Linked DNA regions of Homo sapiens: region 2 is linked to region 1. A link is a contact called in ENCODE Hi-C or POLR2A ChIA-PET data. All regions are on one chromosome and are shown on one strand. Each heading gives the region's core, a stretch centred on a gene start or an enhancer-like site at or near the end of the contact. The rest is flanking DNA. Distances are from core to core; before and after follow the strand shown.

What was found. Hi-C counts contacts between places; a loop is a spot of excess contacts on that map. ChIA-PET counts read pairs that join two places held with the same protein, here RNA polymerase II (POLR2A). Pooled maps may share reads with other maps.
Region 2: a loop to region 1 is called in a pooled map, with 4 times the contacts of the local background. The contact joins two enhancer-like sites. A Hi-C loop is called at or near these places in 1 of 168 maps with a recorded cell type or tissue (endothelial cell of hepatic sinusoid) and 1 of 50 pooled maps. POLR2A ChIA-PET finds 5 or more read pairs at or near these places in 1 of 52 experiments (HCT116).

What each region holds. Positions count from the first base shown.
Region 1 is chr18:22,043,211-22,045,910 of GRCh38, forward strand. It overlaps the pseudogene RNU7-17P. Among named protein-coding and RNA genes, the nearest start is that of LINC01900, 63 kb to the left of the region's middle. Within about 2 kb of position 1,406, at least 6 of the 41 ENCODE cell types and tissues checked have a DNase peak (open chromatin) inside an H3K27ac peak, as active enhancers do.
Region 2 is chr18:22,112,218-22,114,917 of GRCh38, forward strand. No RefSeq gene overlaps it. Among named protein-coding and RNA genes, the nearest start is that of GATA6-AS1, 55 kb to the right of the region's middle. Within about 2 kb of position 1,399, at least 3 of the 41 ENCODE cell types and tissues checked have a DNase peak (open chromatin) inside an H3K27ac peak, as active enhancers do.

The DNA of each region.
Region 1 (2,700 bases), core at 156-2,655:
CTGCAGTAGCATCTCTTCCTCAAAGATGAGCCAGCCGTCATTTGAAGAGGAGGAAAGACTGGATTGGGGAAGAATCTGGGGCAAAATGAAGCCAAATTGAGAACGAGGAGAAAAGAAGATGCTAAGGCCGCAGATAAGGAGGTCTTGAGTGTTACAGCTCTTTTTGAATTTGTCTAGCATGCTTTCTGCTTTTTACTGGAAAGTGCCCCCCCCCAAAAAAATAAAAACGAATAAATAAAAAAGAAAGATTTAAAAAATAAAAGAGAAAGAAGGGCCTGGGAATTGTGGCTGCTCAGAGGACACCCAGCTCTGAGTTCAGTAGACTCTGATGAAGTGCCGCTTCTGCTTATGGTTGTCCCTTCCCATCTATCCTGGTTCTGTTTATCCTGTCTCATATCTCTCAGGATAGTCAGGGCAGCTTCCCCTGTTCTCTTGCCACTGGCTCCAACAACCTGCCTGTCACACATTCTATCTTTTGCTTCTTCAAAATATCTCTAAGATTGACTCTTCCTTTCCTCTCTCCATCAAGTTCCATCTCCCGGGCTGATCCTGCTCCTCTGCGATACGTTCTGCAGATGGTCCTGTGTGGCCCAGTCTTCCAAATGCACCTCTTCAGGGATGCCCATCCTCAGTTAGAGAAACGTGAGTGACCTCGAGGCCCTGCAGGGGGTTCTTCCTTCTGACTCGGCATACTTATTTCTCACTGCACCCGAAAGGAAACCCCTCAATGCAGTTTTTAGAGCTGTCTCCAGTCCCCAGTCTCTTCCTGACCCTGCATTCCTGCACTGGCTGAGATAAACCTTTCTCCTCCTCACTTAATCTGCCACTTAATCTGCATCCTGCCATCCATGAGAGGACTCCAACCCAGGCTGAAGTCTCCTTCTTTGCTTGCATATTAAATGAGCCTGCCATTGCTGGGCATGTCTCTATCCTCTTGCTGGTTAAAATGGTGTTGCTTTCAGCCAAAAGCCTTTGAAAACTTCACAGAGCCATGTCATCTGTCACATACATTGCAAAGAGCAAAACTGGTCAAAGTTAAAGCAAATTTAGTCATTTAGCATAGGGTTGTTTTTGAATGATCCCAGGGATGTTAGTTTTGTCCCCCCACCTCCCAATTTGCTACTGCTGCTGGGGTGTCTGTGAGCCTCTCACAGCGTGTTATTTAGGGCTGGGCTCAGGGGCGGGGGGAGACGCTCACTACACACACGCTAATTGACTTATTGAGTTAGTCATTTGGTCTTTGACAAACATTTATTTACTGCCTACAGAGAAGGCTCAAGTCGATTTTTACTTATCTTCCCAAATGGCACCAAAATTCAACAAGAGCCACCCAACACCTAGGAAAGGACTTTGACCAATGAAAGCAACTTGAGAACAGGTTTTGCTGCCTTCAGCTCACCTTGAGCAGGGGCCAAGCTCAGTGCGTTGGGAAGAGGCACAAAGAGCTCACTTGCTGCATGCTGTTTGTTCAGAAATAGCCTTCCTGAAGCATGAGTCTATTGGTGAGAACTCAGCCTTACAAAGTCAACACAAGGCTTCTGGCTGATGCTCCAGGACACTGGGCTGCTGATGCCTTCCACGCAGATCCAGAACTTCTTGTCCTCTGGGTTCACAATTTCACAGCACAGGGAGTCAGTCCTGGCTTGGCCTCTCCCTCTCACAGACCTGTGGTCAGGGTTTGTGGCCAACTGTAGGGCTTCCTTAAGGGAAGGGGTTTGTAAACCCATTTCTCTAAGTGACCTCCCTGAGCTGCAGCCTTCGGGCTGGTTCTCTCCTCTCTGCATGGCTGTAGCTCTCTGGGGCTGAACATCCCAGTAGCCAAGTGGACAAGTAGACTCTGAGAGGTGGCTATTGAGGCAGAGTAAGGGACTAGTGGGAATCTCTATTGGCAACAGAAATGCAAACGTACCTTCAGGTCAGGTTTAAAGGCCTAGTCAATGATTACATATTTTTATTATTTACCTAGTAAAAATTCCCTTGAGAGGGAGAGAGAAAGAGGAGAGAAAGAAAGAGAGAGAGAGAGAGAGAGAGAGAGAGACAGGTGCTTGATTCTCCACCTCCAAATTTTAGGGTCTATTCAGAGCTTTTGTGGCCATGTGGGGACATCTGTGATCTCTGGCTTCTGGGCTGGGCTCACTCAGAGCAGGGCAATCCAATGGTAGGCCTAAGACTTGTAGACCTTAGCCTGGGAGAGGTTCTGCTTCAAGCAGAAAATGTGGAGCCACAGAGAGGCTGCAGCTCAACAAGGTAATTCTCCCAGCCTCCAGATGACAAAGGTTGCATTTACACCTGGCCAGGAGGTTTAATCATCTACCTTTTCCAAACACAGCAGGCTAACAACCGGCTGGGCCGAAAATCATAAATTAAAAAAAAAAAATCACCAATAAGAGACAGTACAACGGGAAGGAGGAGAAAAGTGGCTCAGTGTCCTTGCTCTAGAGGAGGAACCCCTAGGTTTAACCCCTAGTGGGACCCCTGGGTGGGGAGCCATGAGTGAAGGTCCCACGTGGGAGCCTTTGATGAGAGACTGAGCCAGTGTTCCCCACGCCAGCATGAACAGCACAGTTGCCACAAATCCCATGAAAAAATGGCCCCCTGTGGGCCAGGGTTGTCTGTCTCACCATGGCTGTGGAGAAAGAAGTCTCTGCCATTAAGATCTTCCCCTGGGGGCTTGCAGGGAGGACTGTGCCATGTTACCGG
Region 2 (2,700 bases), core at 149-2,648, 69 kb after region 1:
GCCTCCTAAAGTGCTGGGATTACAGGCATGAGCCACTGTGCCTGGCCTCATCTCCATTTTACACATGTAAAATGTCCAGTCCAGGACTCAGAGGGCTTAAGTAATTTGCATGAAGATGGTGAACTATAGAGCAGGATTTGAATACGGGCCTGCCCGGCTCTGAGGTCTGTGATCCTTCATATCACCCTGCTGACAAGGCAGAATGCTGACAAAAGCGTCAGCATTTTGTGGGGTGAACCTGGGGACACAGGCATTTCTCCTACCCTCAATGTCCTCAGATGGGGTTGAATTGAATACGTCTCAAATTGTTTTCAAGGCATAAAACTATTGCCTATGTAGGTCCTCAGTAAATGTTGAGTGAATCACATTGTATATATCCAAAACTCTATCACCAGCGTTAGGTGAGATGGGCAAGGCCCAGGAGGCAGGGAAAGGAAATAATGAAATGTTGTCCATTCATGTGGATCTTAGCCATAAAAGTACTTGTCAGTTTTAACATATATTTGGTTGTTTTAAAAACACATTTTTACATAAGTAGAGCTTTGGCATATTTTTCTATAAACAAATATGGCTGCCTCCTTTGTTATACTTTTTTTTTTTTTTTTTTGGATACAGAGTCTTGCTCTGTTGCCCAGGCTGGAGTGCAGTGGTGCGATCTCGGCTCACCACAACCTCCGCATCCCAGGTTCAAGTGATTCTCCTGCCACAGCCTCCTGCGTAGCTGGGATTACAGGCGGGTGCCACCACGCCAGGCTGATTTTTGTATATTCAGTAGAGACAGGGTTTCACTATGTTGGCCAGGCTGGTCTCAAACTCCTGAACTCATTATCTGCCTGCCTCGGCCACACAAAGTGTTGGGATTACAGGTGTGAGCCACCACGCCCAGCCTGTTATACTTTTAAATACATGTCTGGGGTTAACATTATGCATCAAACTAACTTCTCTTCAGGTGTATATCTTCAGCAGTTTCTATTTCCACCAAGGATTAGAAGGTTTCTAGGCTCGTGTTTACCTGATCTTTAGTATTGTATGTGTGTATACCTGCTTTATAAATAAGTTGGGAATTTCCCCATCTGTCTGAGATCCACGACTGTTCTGCTGGAGGCATTTTCTTCACTCTGCTATGGCTTACTGTGTATGAACTGCTGCCACACTTATGTTATCTAGAGTTATCTGGAACATTTGGGCCTCCTTGATTTAGGTGAGTGAATGAAACAACAAGCAACAACAACAACAACAACAACAACAAACTATGAGTATAGCTAAACAATAAAAAGATAGTGGGTGAAGAGCTGAGCCCAGTAGTGAAGAGACCGGATTCCTGCAGTGTTTCCTGCCTGTCATGAACACCCTGGAGGTGGCCCTGCGCCAGGGTGACCTGCCTCACCCCTGGGTCATCCGTCCAGGGCGCTCTGGGCATGCAGCCTGAGGCTGGGGAAGCTGCTTCCAGCAGAGAAGCGCTGAGAGGGCACGTGGCTTTGTGGGACGTGGTGGCTCATTCTCTCTGCAGGGTTAAGTAGTACCTGGTTTCCCTGGGGTCTACAGAAGATCACAATAATTATCTGGACTTTTGTCATTAAGCTTAGGAGGAAAAAATACACCAAAAAAGGAGAATGAAATCCTGAGGTTTCTTTGCCTGGTGGGTCATCTGAAACCCCACTCAGGAAGTAACCTAGAAAGGGAAAAGTCTGTAGCTCCAAATGATGGGTTCTCTGTGAAAGACCTACAACCTGTACACATGGTGTCATCCCATAATAATCAGCCCCAGTCAAGGGGGTCAGGGATGGGAGGCAAATGCCCTTCTCTTCTTCTAATCTCCCTGGTGTGGTGGTGTTTTTCTGAGACATCTTTCCTCGTTTGGCCAGAGTCCACTTTCAACACATTCAAGGGAAGGGAGGAGGTGGGTGCTCAGTACCCCACTGGGACAGCTGCCTCTTCACCACAGTGGCCCAAAGGTTGGGAGTGAGTTTCCAGATAGTAGCTATTTGAATAAATCAAGGCATATGGACCGCTTTAGTGCTCTTTCATCAAGTATCTATAAAAGCCTTATTAATAGGATGATTCCTATTTGGTAGGTATAGATCAGTGGTTCTCAACTCTGCCTGTTAGAACCCTCTGGAAAGCTCAAAATCTCAGGGATTTTACCATTCCGTTGATGAACTGGAAACAGAAAAAGATGATTCTGACAGACTATTTCTTTCTGACGCCAAACTCCAGGGCCTCTCTTTCCTTTCATTAATTTTATTGGAGTTTACCCAAATAAAAAACATATCTCATCTTATCCACCTCCCTTATCTGCAAGCTGCCCAGCAAGGAAGGTGAAGGTGTTTGGAAACAGAACTCAGCATCCTGCATACCTGGTGACACATACACCAATGACAGGAAGATATTCTGACAAACCAGGAGCAGCACTGGGGATTCTTCCTGCAGGGCCTGTGGTGCCAGTATTTCCCTCCTTTCTTTTTTCTTTCTTTCCTTCCTTCCTTCCTTCCTTCCCTCCCTCCTTCCTTCTTCTTTCCTTCCTTCCCTCTTTCTCTGTCTTTCTTGCTTTCTTTCCTTCTTTCTTTTTCTTTCTCTCTCTCTCTTTTTTTTTTCTTTGAGACAGGTTCTTGCTTTGTCACCCAGGCTGGAGTGCAGTGGCACAATCATGGCTCACTGCAGCCTCGAACTCCTGGGCTCAAGCAATCCACCTACCTTGGC